Linked DNA regions of Homo sapiens: region 2 is linked to region 1. Evidence: chromatin loops called from intact Hi-C (ENCODE). Cell type or tissue: mesothelial cell of epicardium. All regions are shown on one strand. Links, peaks and the distances in the headings refer to the core of each region. The heading gives the core; the rest is flanking DNA. Region 1 overlaps CDC42SE2 (CDC42 small effector 2). Region 2 has its middle 12 kb from the start of CDC42SE2.

Region 1 (8,348 bases), core at 245-8,244:
CCCAGGCAGGAGTGCAGTGGCGTGATCTCGGCTCACTGCAACCTCCGCCTCCCAGGTTCAAGCAATTCTGCCTCAGTGCCTCCCGAGTAGCTGGGACTACAGGTGCGTGCCACCACACCCAGCTAATTTTTTTTTATTTTTAGTAGAGACGGGGTTTCACTGTGTTAGCCAGGATGGTCTTTATCTCCTGACGTCGTGATCCACCCACCTCAGCCTCCCAAAGTGCTGGGATTACAGGCGTGAGCCACCACCGCGCCCAGCCTTTCTGACCAACTCTAATAGAGAACCAGCCCTCACATGAAAAGGGGAAAAACTTGTTTGGTTTTTAAGAACCTTGGAGTTCTTAAAAATATGATCACTTCCTATAGCTAAGTACTCCTGAAAGCACATTTGCCTTAGGTTTCTTAAAAATTTTATCTGTCATAAGGTAGGCCAAAAAAATGGCATTGAGTAATATCTTTTTTTGCTTAATGTAGAGGAGATTCTGTTTACTTATCCCAAATGATCCACAGACAGCTAACACTATCACCAGTATCTTAATGACTTTTGAATATATGCATAAGTACATAACAGGTACATGCATAAGTATTTGTTCATGTTAAGATCCCAATGAAGACATCACCCAACTGTTACCCAGGTAGACACTGCAAGAACAAATAAAACCAAAACCAAAACAAAACAAACAGTGATGGGGAATAAGGGGGGGAAACGAATAAATTAAAATGATAGACATGTTTCTCATTAAGTTAATATATATGAAAGCATTTGAACTAAGTCTGTAAAAATGGCAGATAATAATTAACACTTGGTAGCAAGAAACGCTTTCTGAAATACTGAAACACTGCTTGTTTCACTGTAACTTATCACCTAGTGCTGTATCTGCATAGTCTCACAATTCAACTTTATATCCAACATGGGTGTTCATTTCTATTTGGATAAAATTTACTGAAATATACTAGAAAGAAAACTGGTCTTAAAATGCAAAAGGCTCTGCCACTAATTCACTGATCTTAACTTAGTTTACTAATTAACTTCTTATTATAGTTTTCCAAATCCGCATGCACGCATGCCCACATGCATTTGACTACGTTTGCCTATGATGTCTCTAAGATCTAAAATTAAGATTGGATGAAAATTATTTTCATTTCACAAAAGAAAACAAAATCACATATAAAACAAACAATATCCCATCTGCTAAAACAAGAATGTAAGCATAACACCTTTTCAAGAAACTATAAGAAAGTTCAATAGACAAAAGTAGATGGAACATAAATACCAGAAATATCTAAGAACCAGAAGAATTTTTACTATGTGCAAAGGTGATAAGAGATCAGACCAAACTTTAGGGTACCCCGAGAACTGAGAACTGACCTAGAATTTGTCTTGCATGAGAACTGCTAATAAAATATATCTGTAATATTTCCTACTCAATATGAACAAGTTTGAGAGGATGAAAACTGAATGGTTTATACCATCTGTTTACATCACAGATGAACAGATTCTTAAAAAGTGCTTCTAAAACTGTTCAATATATTATAAACATCATAAATACCAGCCCCAGATAGTTATTAAAATACCATTATATTATTAAATCCCAGATAATTACTTAAGTTCTAACTTCCCTTTAGTCACAGATACATATCAGCAAAAACATTTTATTTTTCTACAACAATGCACTACCTAGTCTCACCCTACTACTGATTTGAAAAATAATGCAATTTTGAGTTCCTTACCAGTATTCCTTTCTTTCCTATTTGTATACATCAAGGCCACGTGAGAATCAGAACCCAATCCTCACTAACTCTAGACAGACAAAGGCTTAATCCTCTTCATTCTTGTTGTGTCTAGGCTTATAAACCCCAAAAGTCAGTTTAAAAAAAAAATTCATGCTATTGGTGTTTTAGAAGCAACTCTTTGGCCATTTTAATCATTAGCCACCTCATGAAAAGATGGAGATTTGCACATCATTTACACAATAACAGAATTTGTAATTAAAGGCTATGTTTTCTAAATAAACATAATTTCACAGATATAGTCAGATGACTTTCAAACAACTAAAGAAATGTTTGACCAGGCTAAGTCGCTCATGCCTGTAATCCCAGCACTTTGGGAGGCTGAGGCAGGAAGATCACTTGTGGCCAGAAGCCTGAGACCAGCCTGGGCAACAAAGCAAGACCCTGTCTCTGCTGGGGAGAAAAAAAAAAAAAAGGTAAAATAAATGTTTCAGTATTCACACTGAATGAAAGAAATCTTCCAGTTAAGAGGAACACATAGTGACTCCACTTAACGTTGCCTATTAGATGAGGCAAGATGATATTTTCCAATGGGCATATAGAAAAAAAAATAATTGATGCTCATTTGCCATATTTATTTTAAAAATTATTTAACCATAAGTTTCTTTTCTCTTTTGTTCATAAATTTTTTCGCTGAGTTTCTTTTCTTTTCCTTTACATGGTAATTATTTTTGTCATAACAACAATAATAAAATAATTTTTCTGAACTCCAGAGCTCCATGCTCTGACTACTATGATCAATGGTCTACAACATGGAATGTGCTCACCCAAAGGGGGCACATAAAATGATCTGTTGGAATGTGGGAGGAAAATACTAGACCTTCTCTTTATTTTTCATCTCTTTTAAAAAACTAAGCCCTCCTAGTAAGTCATATATAGGCTGACATGGATGTATGTTGGCTACTGACTACACTTGTTTCTGTAAGAGTTACTAGAAACAGAATAAGCAGAAAGCACTGAATTAAATTAGTGCTTAACCATACTTGAAATTAAACATAAAAACAAAGATGTTGTCTTATAAAGTCACTTTAATCTGCTTCAGTTTATCTAAATGTGTCTTTTTCTGTACTCTGAAATAATTAGTCTTACACTGTAATAGAAATGGAATATGCTGATGACAAAGGGTGTGGAAGTGTGGAACTGGGGTTACTACTTCAATAAATCTCTAATTTGTGCATAATCCTGAAGCTCACAACCTATTAATAAGTCAGAGTTACTGTTCACTCTCATATTAAAATGCAAAACAATACAAGGCTAACCTTCAAAAAACTGTTACTACATTCTTCCCCCAATGATAAAAATTTTGAAGTCTGAAAATACCACGTGTTGAAGAGGATATGGCACAATGGAACACTCAAACAGCTGGTGGGAATGTAAGATGGTAACATCAAGTCTAAAAGAATTTGCTTTTGCTTGGTAAAGGTAACTTCCTCAGCTGTTAGACCCAGTAATGTCACTCCTAGGTATATACCCTAGAAAAACTTGGGCACATGTTACCAGGCTACACATACACAAATGCACAAAAGAGCATTGTGCATAATAGTCGCGTACTAGGTTTATCAAAAGAACTGTAATGGAAAAATCTATTATGGTACAGCCAAACAAGAAAACATTAAAGAAAAATGAACATAAAAATTAGCTATCTGCATCAATATGAATCAATCTTATAAATATACCATTGGATGAAAGAAGAAAACGCAAAAGATTACAACCAGTAATGACTCCATTTAAAGTTAAAACAGGCAAACTAAATTATACTGTTTAGGGATACATACATAGATGGTAAAATCGTAAAACACAACAAGGAAGTGATTACCATAAAAATCAGGACAGCAGTTCCTCCAGGTGTTGGAACAGGCACGTGTGTAATTGGAAAGGACACAAGGAGGCTTCTGGGGTGCTGGCAATGTCCTATTTCTTAACGAGTAATATGTGCTTCATAATATATTTGTTTCATAACTTTTATACTGTACATTTATATGTAAAATAAATCCTTTCAAATTATTAATTTTTGGTATTATAATGGTATTGTGGTTATGTTAAATAAGAGTCCTTATCTTTTAGGGATACTGAAATATTTATGGACAAAATGATATAATGTCTCAGATTTGGCTTCAAAATAATAGAGCAAAGGATAAAGTGGATGGAATGAGGTGAAGATTAGACAAGAATTAAAGTTGTTGAAGCTGAGAGATGGGTACACAGGGCTCATTATACTACTGTCTACTTCTGAATATGTTTAAAAATATAAGTTTTAAAAAGCTTTTATGGAAATAGCTTAAAAATAAAGATACACCAGTTTCACAAATGGGAATTATATTCAATACAGGTCTAATCCAAATCCCAACAGGCCTTATGGAAAACCTGACAAACTAATTTTAAAACTGATCTGTAATAGTCAAGGACTAAGACTGGCCAAAACACGACAAAAGGTGAACAAAGACAAAGGGATCTGCCCTCCCAGATATCAAAACAGTATTAATGCAAACTCTAGAAGACATTGTGTATCATCGTGTATTGGCACCAGGATGAACAAATGGTCAAACAGAATCTAGAGTCTGACTCATGCATGTAGGGAAGCCTGATAATGTACACTGCATACCAGTGGGGAGGGGAAAGACTTCTTTTTTTTTTTTTTTTTTTTTGAGATGGAGTCTCACTCTATTGCCCAGGCTGGAGTGCAGTGGCGCAATCTCGGCTCATTGCAAGCTCCGCCTCCCAGGTTCACGCCATTCTCCTGCCTCAGCCTCCTGAGTAGCTGGGACCACAGGCGTCCGCCACCACGCCCAGCTATTTTTTTGTATTTTTAGTAGAGACAGGGTTTCACCGTGTTAGCCAGGACAGTCTCGATCTCCTGACCTCGTGATCAACCCTCCTCGGCCTCCCAAAGTGCTGGGATTACAGGTGTGAGCCACCGTGCCTGTCCAGGAAAGACTTCTTATGAAGTCGCTGTGGGACAGAGGGTTCCCCACATGGAAAATAAATATAATTAAATCCCTTCTCCAAAAATCCACAGAATCAACTCCAGGCTTCTAAAAGGCAAAATTATTCCACTTTTATAGGGAAATTTGGGTGAATTATCCTTATGAATGAGAGGTAAGAAAAAATTCTTAAGCACAAAAATATAAGCCAAAAAAGGTACTTTGTTAAATCACACATAACCAACAAAGAATTTGTATTCAGAACGTAAGAGGGAAGTCTATGAATAAATAAGAAATTTTAAAAATGTACAAAAGACATGAACAGGCATGTCTTTCACACAAGAGGAAACCATACCGAGCAACAAGCACATGAAGAAGTGCTTCGCTTAACCTCACTAGCAATCGGAAAAGAACAATACCATGAAATCCCACCTTACCCATCAGACTGACAAAAATTAAAAAGTGAAAAAACAAGCATTAATGAAGATGTTGTGAAAGTGAAACTATACCACATTAATGTGGGAGCAGTTATCCCTTTGCAAAATAATTTGGCACTATCTTGTGAAACTGATCATGCCCACACCCCACAATTCAGTATTTCCACTTTTAGATATATATGCTACAGAAACAAGTATACTCAAAGTCATGTATATACTGAGATATGTACAAGAATTTACAGCAGTTTGTAACAGAAAAAAAACTTAAAACTAGAAACTACTCAAATGTCCACCAACAGATCATCTGTATTGGGTAGGAGCTTATATCTGTTTGTTGTTGTGCATCATTACATGATATATATACACACACATATATATATCATTACATGATATATATATACACACATATGTATATGATATACACACACACACATATATATTTGATTGTATATTTTGACCTGTTATATATATAAGCATATAAAATTATATATATATATAAAAAATTTGTTTTTTGAAACAGGGTTTCACTCTGTTGCCCAGGCTGGAGTGCAGGGATGCGATCCTGGCTCACTACAGCTTCAACCTCCCAGCTCAAGCAATCCTCCTACCTCAGCCTCCCGAGTAGCTGGGCCTACAGGCACACACTACCACACACAGCTAATTTTTAAAATTTTTTGTAGAGACAAGGTCCTACTATGTTACACCCCAGGCTGATCTCGAACTCCTAGGCTCTAGCAATGCTCCCGCCTCAGCCTCCCAAAGTGTTGGGATTATAGGTGCAAGTCACTGCACCTGGCCTGTTTTATAATTTTTGTACCAAATATATTACAGTTTGAAAGAAGATTTAATTTTTCTTTTAAAGATTATTACTTTTGCTGATGTCACATTTTAAGTAACTAAAAATTGCAACAACCACATGGTTTACAAAGAAATGGCTTGCTTCATCTTGAGGTATGTAGTAAAAAAAACAAAAAAACAAACAAAAAAAACCCTCCAATCTGAACTGAATAAAGATCAACTCCATTCTCAACCGAAAAACATTAAAGCAAAATTTCTTCTCTGACATTTACAAACTTATAAAAGCATTATAATTTCAAAACATAAATAGCTTTCTACTGCCTTCTTATCCCTTTTCCCCATCTTGAACTCACGCCGAATGCTATGGACACTAGCTTACCAACAGTTCCTAATTGGTTAAGGGCACAGACAACAGTACTGGAACACCAGAACCTGTCTGTTCCACAGTTTTGAAAAGAGCCTTTCTAGTTTGTTTTCAAGTACATATAGACAAATTCAAACTATCTCCACAGTTATATTAAAGGAGCTGAAGAGGTACAATATACAGTGAATACCATCCACTACATTACAAAGTGACTATCTACAAGAAAATAGCAATAGTCAGTCCTAAGGCAGGGGAGGTAGTTCCAGTATACTAGTCTTTAGAATTTCTAGGTTTAGTAGTACAGTTAAAACATTTGAATCAGTCTTCTATGATGTTTTTCTAAAACGTAGGGTTTTCATTTCTCAACTGATAAGGCTAATATTCTTCTCTTTATTTTTTAACAGAATCTCGCTCTGTCTCCAGGCTGGAGTGCAGTGGCGCAATCTCCACTCACTGCAAGCTCCGCTTCCCGGGTTCACACCATTCTCCTGCCTCAGCCTCCCGAGTAGCTGGGACTACAGGCACCCGCCACCACACCCGGCTAATTTTTTGTATTTTTAGTAGAGACGGGGTTTCACCACATTAGCCAGGATGGTCTCGATCTTCTGACCTCGTGATCCGCCCGCCTTGGCCTCCCAAAGTGCTGGGGATACAGGTGTGAGCCACCACGCCAGGCCCTGATAAGGCTAATTTTCTTCTTTTATTAAGTAAATCCATTTAGTTTAAGCATTTTGAGATGACTATGGTTTTATAATGTGATGTGTGAAATTAAATCAGGAACATGCACATTTGTGTTTTCAGAAGAAGGAAAAAAATTGACACTTTTACTATACTCATACCTAATTTAGGGTATAAAATGTGGTTCCTGAAAATGGAAGTTCTATACAAATCTGTGCCATACGAGGTTATTATTGCATAGTAGCTATGGAGATCCATCATATTTGACCAATCACTTTTCTGTTTTACATAAATCCCCTCATGGAGTGCCCTCAGCTAGAGTTCCCTCTAGCCACCTTTCATGGGAATTGTTGGTTCATCCTCTGAGGCTGCAGTAGTAACTTTGATGTTTTCTTTTTTTTTTTTGAGACAGAGTCTCACTCTGTGGCCCAGTCCAGGCTGGAGTGCAGTGGCACGATCTCGGCTCACTGCAACCCTCGCCTCCCAGTCTCAAACAATTCTCCTGCCTCAGCCTCCCGAGTAGCTGGGATTACAGGCATGCGACACCACGCCCAGCTATTTTTTGTATTTTTAGTAGAGACAGGGTTTCACCATGTTGGCCAGGCTGGTCTCGAACTCCTGACCTCAGGTAATCAGCCCGCCTCGGCCTCCCAAAGTGCTGGGATTACAGGCATAAGCCACTGCACCTGGCCTAACTTTGATGTTTTCTAAAATGTCTAAGGTCTTATAGCAATCCTTAGCTGTCTAACTGATCCATCCCCACTCCGTTTCCTCAACCACTTCCCTTGAAGTAACCTTGAACCATCTAAACACTGAGCACACTGCACTTCCTCTGTTTCACTGTGGCAACTCCAGCACCATCACTTGCACATATCCTCATGCCCCCACCCTGACTATTATAGGTTAAAACTATACATCAGAACAACAACAAATGGCAGAAAGAAAAGCCACAAAGGGAATAAGCAACCTTATTGCAGAGCATATTCCATACTCAACTCCAGACAGCTGAGGAGGCTAAATGTGCATGAAGGAGTGAAGTGGCTCACTGGGCTACAGTGTGCAGTATGGTTTGTCAGTGCTCTCTGTCTGAGCATACAGTAAGTCAAACCACTAGAAAAAATAGGTATGTTCTTCCACATACTTTGGCTTTTTGCTCTAAACCATTCAATGATTTCCTATTTCACAAAGAATAAAAACCAGTCTTTTCATGACCTGGAAGACCAAACATGAACTGGCCCTTGGTTACCTCTTAGACCTCATTCCCACCACTGGCCCCATGCCTCACAGCCACTCTGCCTTCTCTGATGTTCCACTCACACACCCAACCTTGCACTTACTACTCACTCTAAGTGCTTTG
Region 2 (8,348 bases), core at 160-8,159, 120 kb after region 1:
GAAGACGAAAGACAGTGGAAAGACAAAGTCCCTTAGTAAAAAGAGAATGGTCTCTAGTGTCAGGCGGATATGGGTTTGTTTTGCAGATTATCTGATCTTGGGCTTTTGGGCAATTTTCTTAACATATTTGAGTCCCAGTCTACTCATCATAAAATATAATAATGCTTGCATAATTACCTAATAAGATTTGGCAAGAATTAAATTTAATAATTCATATAAAATCTCAATGCCTGCAGCATAGTAGACTATCAATAAGTTGCCTCCATTATTATAGTGGAATTCTTTTCACAACTTCCTTGCAATCTTTTTTTTTCTGAGACGGAGTCTTGCTCTGTCACCCAGGCTGGAGTGCGGTGGCATGATCTCGGCTCACTGCAGCCTCTGCCTCCTGGGTTCAAGCAATTCTCTTGCCTCAGCCTCCCGAGTAGCTGGGATTACAGGCACATGCCACCACGCCCTGCTAATTTTTGTATTCTTAGTAGAGATGGGGTTTCATCATGTTGGCCAGGCTGCTCTTGAACTCTTAACCTCGTGATCTGGCCTGGGCCTCCCAAAGTGCTGGGATTACGGGCATGAGCCACTGCGCCCGGCTCTCTCGCAATCTTTTTATAGTAAAAGTAACTAAATTATGGCATACAATAGACCAATGCTGTCCTACAGAAATATAACTCAAGCCACATATGTAATTTTAAATTTTCAAGTCACTACATTAAAAAAATGTAATTTTAATAATATAATTTATTTAAAATATTGTCATTTCAACATGCAATTAATATAAAATGTATTAATGATATATTTTACATTTTTTAAACTAAGACTTCAAATTCAGAATTTTTTATACTTACAGCACATCTCAATTCAGAATAGCCATGTTTCAGGTGCTCAGTAGCAATGTGTAGCTAGTGACTATGGTACCCGACAGCTTAGTACTAGACTTTAAATAAGTATTTCAGCAAATTCTCCTTTACTCTTTGTCAATTCTAAAATAAACATAAATAAATGATAAGCGATAATTATAAATATATGAGCACACACATACACATATTTCCCATTCTGGCACACAGCAAACTTAGAAGATTTTTTTTTTTACCCATCAGTTCTTGGTTATAATGAGTCACACTTCAATCAGAGGATCAGGGTGTAAGTGGTACACAGATTTCTAATTTCATTTCCAAAACATATGACAAATCGAAGCTACATAGTTAAAGTAATACTTGGCAACCATGATAACTAGGTTAAAACAAAAATCTATCTTGCACTGTAGAAAGCATGTTGGCTTCATTGCTTTTTAAAGTAACTTCAGTAGATGATTATATATTCATGTCATTTGCTTTTCCTTTAAAAACATTGGACTAGACTTTTGGTTCTACATAAGCTTTTTTCTTTCTAAGTTAACCTACCCATTATGCAAGAATGAAGACTAAAGCAAATCAGAAATGGTGGGTAATAGGAGCAATGCACAGCAGCCACCTAAAGACTTACTATTTCTTTTCTTTTCTTTCTTTTTCTTTCTGTCTCTCTTTTTTTTTTTTCGAGATGGAGTCTCACTCTGTTGCCTAGGCTGGAGTGCAGTGGCGCCATCTCAGCTCACTGCAACCTCCGCCTCCTGGGGTCAAGCAGTTCTCCTGCCTCAGCCTCCCGAGTGGCTGGGATTACAGGCGCTGGCTACCAGGGCCAGCTAATTTTTTTATTTTTAGTAGAGATGGAGTTTCGCCATGTTGGCCAGGCTGGTCTTGAACTCCTAACCTCAAGTGATCCACCCGCGTCAGGCTCCCAAAGTGCTGGGATTACAAGAGTGAGCCACCGTGCCCAACCAAGACTTATTATTTCTATACACATGTGAAAAAATCTGTGGTGTGCCCCAGGGCCTGCTGGGGGGAGGTGCGGGGCTGGGGAAGGGATAGCATTAGGAGAAATACCTAATGTAAATGACGAGTTGATGGGTGCAGCAAACCAACGTGGCACATGTATACCTATGTAACAAACCCGCACGTTGTGCACATGTACCCTAGAACTTAAAGTATAATAAAAAGAAGAAAAAATCTGTGGTGTTTCCACTGAACAGAAAGCCCTGTGAAATCTTCAGAGATGATTCAGACAGTGGTGTTTCTCCTAAAGTGGACTCAGAAAATATAGGACACATCCGAACATGCATAATGCAAGGTGGAACACTGAAAGTGACTATGAGAGATTCCCAAAAAAACCTAACGCAAGTATTTGTCAAAAGACAATCCTTCATAGTGAGGAAGAAAAGTTTCCTAGAAAAGTATCCTTTGTAAGAAGTTCTTTTTTTAATTTTTTTTTATTTTTAGACAGAGTTTCACTCTTGTTGCCCAGGCTGGAGTGCAATGGTGCAATCTCAGCTCACTACAACCTCCGCCTCCTGGGTTCAAGCGATTCTCCTGCCTCAGCCTCTTGAGTAGCTGGGATTACAGGCATGTGCCACCATGCCCAGCTAATTTTTGTATTTTTAATAGAGATAGGGTTTCGCCAAGTTGGTCAGGCTGGTCTCAAACTCCTGACCTCAGGTGATCAACCCGCCTCGGCCTCCCAAAGTGCTGGGATTACAGGCATGAGTCACTGTGCCAGGCCTGTAAGAAGTTCTAAAGAATGGTCTTTAAGGGAGAGTTAATAGGATCAATTCAATGCAACAGATTTTTGCTGTCCACCTATTGAGTGGCTATAGTAGGTAGTAGGGATTTCGTGATAGAAATCTCTATCCTTAAGCTGTTGGGATGGTGATGAAGAATGGTGGAAGACAATCCAGCAATTTAGCACTGTTATGTATTCCAACAGCTCTTTTCACCTCATACTACCTCTGACATCCCTTCGCCACTGAGGTATTCCCAAGCTCACCTCCCGTACACCCAAACAGCTTTTGGCTGCTTCTCTTTTTTTTTAGGATATGGCTCTTTATCTTGACCTTGCTCTCAGACCAGCCTTACCATGCGATGAGTGTTTCATTCTCTGACAGAGGTCCTGCAGCCACATGCAGACTCTGCCCATCTTCTGCTCTGGCTCTATCTCTAGTCAGGAAGCTGCTGAATCAAGAAACTGCCACCACAGCTTCCGGCTCCAGCATTACCCTTGTGCGAAGAGGAAGTTGCGCAGTTTAGAAGTATTATCACAGAGATAGATCTAGTGGAGGAAATTTGACTTAACCTGTGTGGGTCCAGAAAGGATTCCTAAAAGAGCAGATGCTTGAGAGGAATTACCCGAGAATGGAGGGAAAGTTGAAATTCTCTGTGCGTAGAAGAATAACATGTATAAAATCAGGAAGATATGAGAGGCTGATGCCTTTAGGGAACTAGAGAATGAGTTCAGGGCTAGAGGAAGGGTGCATGTGGGCCCAGATGATGCTGGACCTGCAAAAAGAGGCACTAGATCATGATAAGGAGTTTTTTGTTGTTGTTGTTTTTGAGACGAAGTCTCGCTCTGTCACCCAGGCTGGAGTGCAGTGACGTGGTCTCAGCTCACTGCAACCTCCACCTCCCTGGTTCAAGCAATTCCCCTGCTCAGCCTCCCGAGTAGCTGGGATTATAGGCACACGCCACCACGCCCGGCTAATTTTTTTTGTATTTTTAGTAGAGACGGGGTTTCACCATGTAGGCCAGCCTGGTCTTGAACTCCTGACCTCAGGCAATCCACCCGCCTCGGCCTCCCAAAGTGCTGGGATTACAGGCGTGAGCCACCGCAACTGGCCGATAAGGAGTTTGACTTTATTTAGAATATGATAATGAGCCAGGCAGGAGGACAAAAGGTACTAATGATGTTGCTTTAAGAGTAGATGTTGCTTTAAGAGTAAAGTTCAAATATATGAACATATGCTTAATGTATCATACAAAACCTTTGAACTTTAAAATAGTCTTGCTTTACTTTAATTAATTATCCTTGATAAGCTTCTTGTAACCTTCATTCATAAAGGATAGTATGTGAGAACCTGAAATTATAGTACCTACATGATTCCTTCCTTCCTTCCTTCCTTCCTTCCTTCCTTCCTTCCTTCCTTCCTTCCACTCATTCTCTTTTTCTTTCTCTCTTTTTTTCTTCTTACTTTTTTGAGACAGGGTCTTGCTCTGTTGCTCAGGCTGTAGTGCAGTGGCACAATCATGGCTCACTTCAGCCTTGACCTCCTAGGCTCAAGCGATCCTCCTGCCAACTCAGCCTCCCAAGTAGCTAGGATCAGAGGCGTGTGCCACCATGCTCAGTTAATTTTTATTTTTTTGTAGAGACGAGGTCTCACTATGTGTCTAGGCTGGTCCCGAATTCCTGGGCTCAAGTGATCCACCCTCTTCGGAATCCCAAAATTCCGCAATTACAGGCACAAGCCACCATACCCAGCCCCTGGTTTATTTTTTATTAATTGGAACAGTTTTATACTAGCTGGAGTTATCTCCTTAGAAGAGTAATTGCACACATATGGGATTCAACCTGGGCAATGTTATTTCCATGTGGCAGTCTGCTATTCATGTACTGTTTTCCAGACAATTTTTTTTCTTTTTTTAGTTTTGCTTTCTCTCACAATATAAAATTGCATATTCTATCTTACTAAAAAGCATGTTAAATGCAAAGATAAAAATATAAGAACCTGTTAGAAGAGGCTGATGACTTAAAAGAGAAAGGAAATTAACTTACTTGATGTTAACATTTTGGCTGTTTGACAAGCTGATATCAGGGAATTTTCTAAATGGGGAAAAGATGAAAGTTTTCTTGAAAATGATTACCTTTAGTAAAAAGAATTATCTCCACAGTGATTTCTTGGTGTAGAAGAGAAAGAATTCAAAGAGGATTATTATGCCCTTCTACTCCAGTCAAGACCTGCCCAACATATTCTTTTGCGCACTACAAAAGCATTTCAGTTCTACTTTCATATTCTGTTAACAGATAAATTGTAATTGAATAAAACAGATACACAAAATGTTAAGTCATTTATTTGTTATTGCTAATCATTTCTTAGCTTTGTTTTTATATAGTTTTATTGTATCTATATATTCTTTTAAAATACATTTAAAAAATTTAAAATTAATGAAATTTTTAAAAGCAGTTTTAGGTTGACAGAGTGGAAAGTACAGAGAGTTCTCATATAACCCTACTTCCCTCTCTGTCCGTCCCTCCAATTCCCCCTTTTGTTGACATGCTGGATTCATGTGGTATATTTGTTGTAATTGCTGAGCCAATATTACCATAGTATTTTTTAAGAGACCCTGGGATCTTGCTCTGTTTACCAGGCTGGGCTCTAACTCCTGAGCTCAAGCAATCCTCCTACCTCAACCTCCCAAAGTGCTGAGATTACAGATAGAGCCACCACGCCTGGCCCAAGCTATAGTTTTGTTAACTAAAGTTCATAGTTTTTACATGAGGGTTCACTCTTTTTATTATATGTTTTGTGGGTTTTGACAAATGTGTAATGACATAGTATCATCCAGAATGGTTTCACAGCCCTGAAAATCTCCTATGCTCCACCTATTCATTTCTTTTTCACCTTCCCACCTCCCCCTACCCTGGCTCCACAGTCCCTGGCAACCATTGATCTTTTTACTGTCTCCACAGTTTTGCCTTTTCCAGAATGTCATATATTTGGAATAACAATATGATTTTCAGATTTACCTATTTCACTTAGCAATATGTATTTAAGTTTCCTCCATGTATTTCTGTGGCTTGATAGCTCATTCTGAAATTGTTGTTTCCTCTATGTAATAGTGTAGAACCTATTCTTTTCAACTAACATGTGTCAATATAAGTTCACATTGTTGCTGTCTCTGTAAATTACTTATTTTGATTGTTGTATAATATTTTCTGTTGAAATGTACCACAGATTATTTATCCACTCTCCTGTAGATGGGCATGCATCTGGGTTGTTTCCAAGTTTTTGCTTTTGTAAAAAGTGGAGCTATGATTGTCCTTTTACCTGGTGCCTGTTGTATATGTGCAAGAGTTTCTCTTGATGTATACCTAACAGTAGAATTGTTGACTCATAGGGTATATGAATATTCAATTTGGAGTGATAATGACACAATTTGCCAATTTGCATTTTCTGTTTTTGTTGTTGTTTAGTACCCATTATGCCCCAGAACCAACTTTCATTTTCATAAGCAATGGATCCACAGCCTTCCCAACACTTAGCACAGACTCCTTAAGTTGCTGCCTTTTGAATAAACGTAAAATGATATCTCCCTATGCTCTTTTTTTTTAGAGACAGCATCTCACTCTGTTGTCCAGACTGGAGTGCAGTGGTACAATCATAGCTCACTGCAACCTCGAACTCCTGGATTCAAGTGATCCTCCCGCCTCAGCCTCCTGAGTACCTAGGACTACAGGCATGCACCACCACACCCAGCTAATCTCTGCAGTCCTTATTTGCATTTTTCTGATCAATAAAGCTGTCGAACAAAAGTTCTCAATTTTAATATTGTCTAGGAGATGTTAATTACAAAGAGTTTTTAACTTTTGTTTTTGACAGTAAAGTCATCAAATCAAATGGAGGAGATTTTGTATATAGTGCCAGGTAGGAATCCAGTTTCTTCCTGCTATATTTATTAAACAGATCCTCCTTTCCTCATTTTTCTGACATGGCATCTTTATCATATATCAAACATTTATGTGTGGGTCAGTTTCTAAGATATCCATTCTGTTTCATTGGTTAATTTATTTTTTGCTGCACCAATCCCACACCATCTTATTAATTTTAGTTTCATAATAAATATTAATAGTTACTGGGACAAATCCTCTCTCCCTGATACTTCTTTAGAAATAACCTGGCCGGTCGTGGTGGCTCACGCCTGTAATCCCAGAGCTTTGGAAGGCTGAGGTGGGCAGATTGCCTGAGGTCAGGAGTTTGTGATCAGCCTAGTTAACATGGTGAAACCCAATCTCTACTAAAAATACAAAAAACAGCCAGGCGTGGTGGTGTATGCCTGTAGTCCCAGCTACTCGGGAGGCTGAGGCAGGAGAATCACTTGAACCCAGGAGGCAGAGGTTGCAGTGAGCCAAGACTGCACCACTGCACTCCAGCCTGGGCAACAGAGCAAGAGTCTGTATCAAAAAAAAAAAAAAAAAAAAAGATGTAACCTGGCTATTCATGGACACTTATTAATCTTCAATATATATATTTTAGAGTAATCTTATCAAGTTCCATTAAAGCTCTTGTAGGAATTTTAATTGGAATTACATTGGGTATTTTGATAAATTTGGGGACAATTGATACATTCATAATAATAAGTCTTCCTACACATTAACACAGGTACAGCTCTCCATTTATTCAGAACTTTTTCGTGTTTCTTAACAACGTTTTATAATAATTTTCCGTAAAGAGGTCTTGGCTAACTTCTGTTAGATTTATTCCTAGATAGTTGATATTCTCTGATATTACTGTAAACAGTTTATTCTCTTTATGTTTTCTAGTTGTTTGTTGCTAATATGTAGTAATGCAATTGACTTTTGTTTCACATCAGATATCTTGTTAATTTGAAGATTATTTGGGGTTTTCTAGGTAAAGAATCATATCAACCACAAATACAGTTTTATTTCCTCCTTGCCAATCCTTATGCCTCTGTACTTGTTAGGACCACCAATGAAGATTAAACAGAAAAAATGACAGGGGAATCTTCATCTCATTCCTGTTTTAAAAGGGAATGCTTCTGCCGGGCATGGTGGCTCATGCCTATGATCCCAGCACTTTGGGAGGCCAGATGGGCGGATCACAAGGTCAGGAGTCTGAGACCAGCCTGACCAACACGGTGAAACCCCGTCTCTACTAAAAATACAAAAATTAGCCAAGCATGGTGGCATGCGCCTGCAGTCCCAGCTACTCAGGAGGCTGAGGCAGGAGAATCGCTTGAACCTGGGAGGCAGAGGTTGTAGTGAGCTGGGATCGCGCCACTGTATTCCAACCTGGGCAACAGAGTGAGACTCCATCTCAAAAAATAATAATAAAAAAATAAAAAAAAGGAATGCTTTTAATATTTTCCCATTTAGAAGGATGTTTCTTTAGATTTTCTAGTATAGATACTCTTAATCAAGTTAAGGAAGTTTCCATCTATTTCTAATGTACTAAAATTTTTTAATTATTTAAAAAATTGTAAATAATTTTTAAAATTATGAATAGCTATCAAATTTTGTAAAATACTTGTTTTATGGCTGGGCATGGTGGCTCATGGCTGTAATCCCCAGACTTTGGGAGGCCAAGGCAGGAAGATCACTTGGAGCCTGGATTTCAAGACCAGGCTGGGAAAACAAAGAAAGGACCTGTCTCTACAAAAAGAAAATTAAAAATTAGCTGGGCTTGTTGTGCTTATAATCCCAGCTACTTATGAGGCTGAGGCGAGAGTATCACTTGAGCCCAGGAGTTC

The links. Hi-C counts contacts between places; a loop is a spot of excess contacts. Peaks named below come from ENCODE experiments on the same cell type or tissue, not always from the same donor. Only the 100,000 strongest peaks of a DNase experiment are listed, where the experiment ranks them.
Region 2: a loop joins it to region 1, with 16 times the contacts of the local background. A loop is called at or near these places in 14 of 110 quality-filtered maps.

Annotation. Positions count from the first base shown.
Region 1 is chr5:131,364,343-131,372,690 of GRCh38, reverse strand. The region is part of intron 3 of CDC42SE2 (CDC42 small effector 2); the gene reads right to left. Among named protein-coding and RNA genes, the nearest start is that of CDC42SE2, 100 kb to the right of the region's middle. In mesothelial cell of epicardium, for the core only: no CTCF peak of the experiment used is centred there; no DNase peak of the experiment used is centred there.
Region 2 is chr5:131,247,727-131,256,074 of GRCh38, reverse strand. It overlaps a transcript of CDC42SE2 not described here. Among named protein-coding and RNA genes, the nearest start is that of CDC42SE2, 12 kb to the left of the region's middle. In mesothelial cell of epicardium, for the core only: no CTCF peak of the experiment used is centred there; no DNase peak of the experiment used is centred there.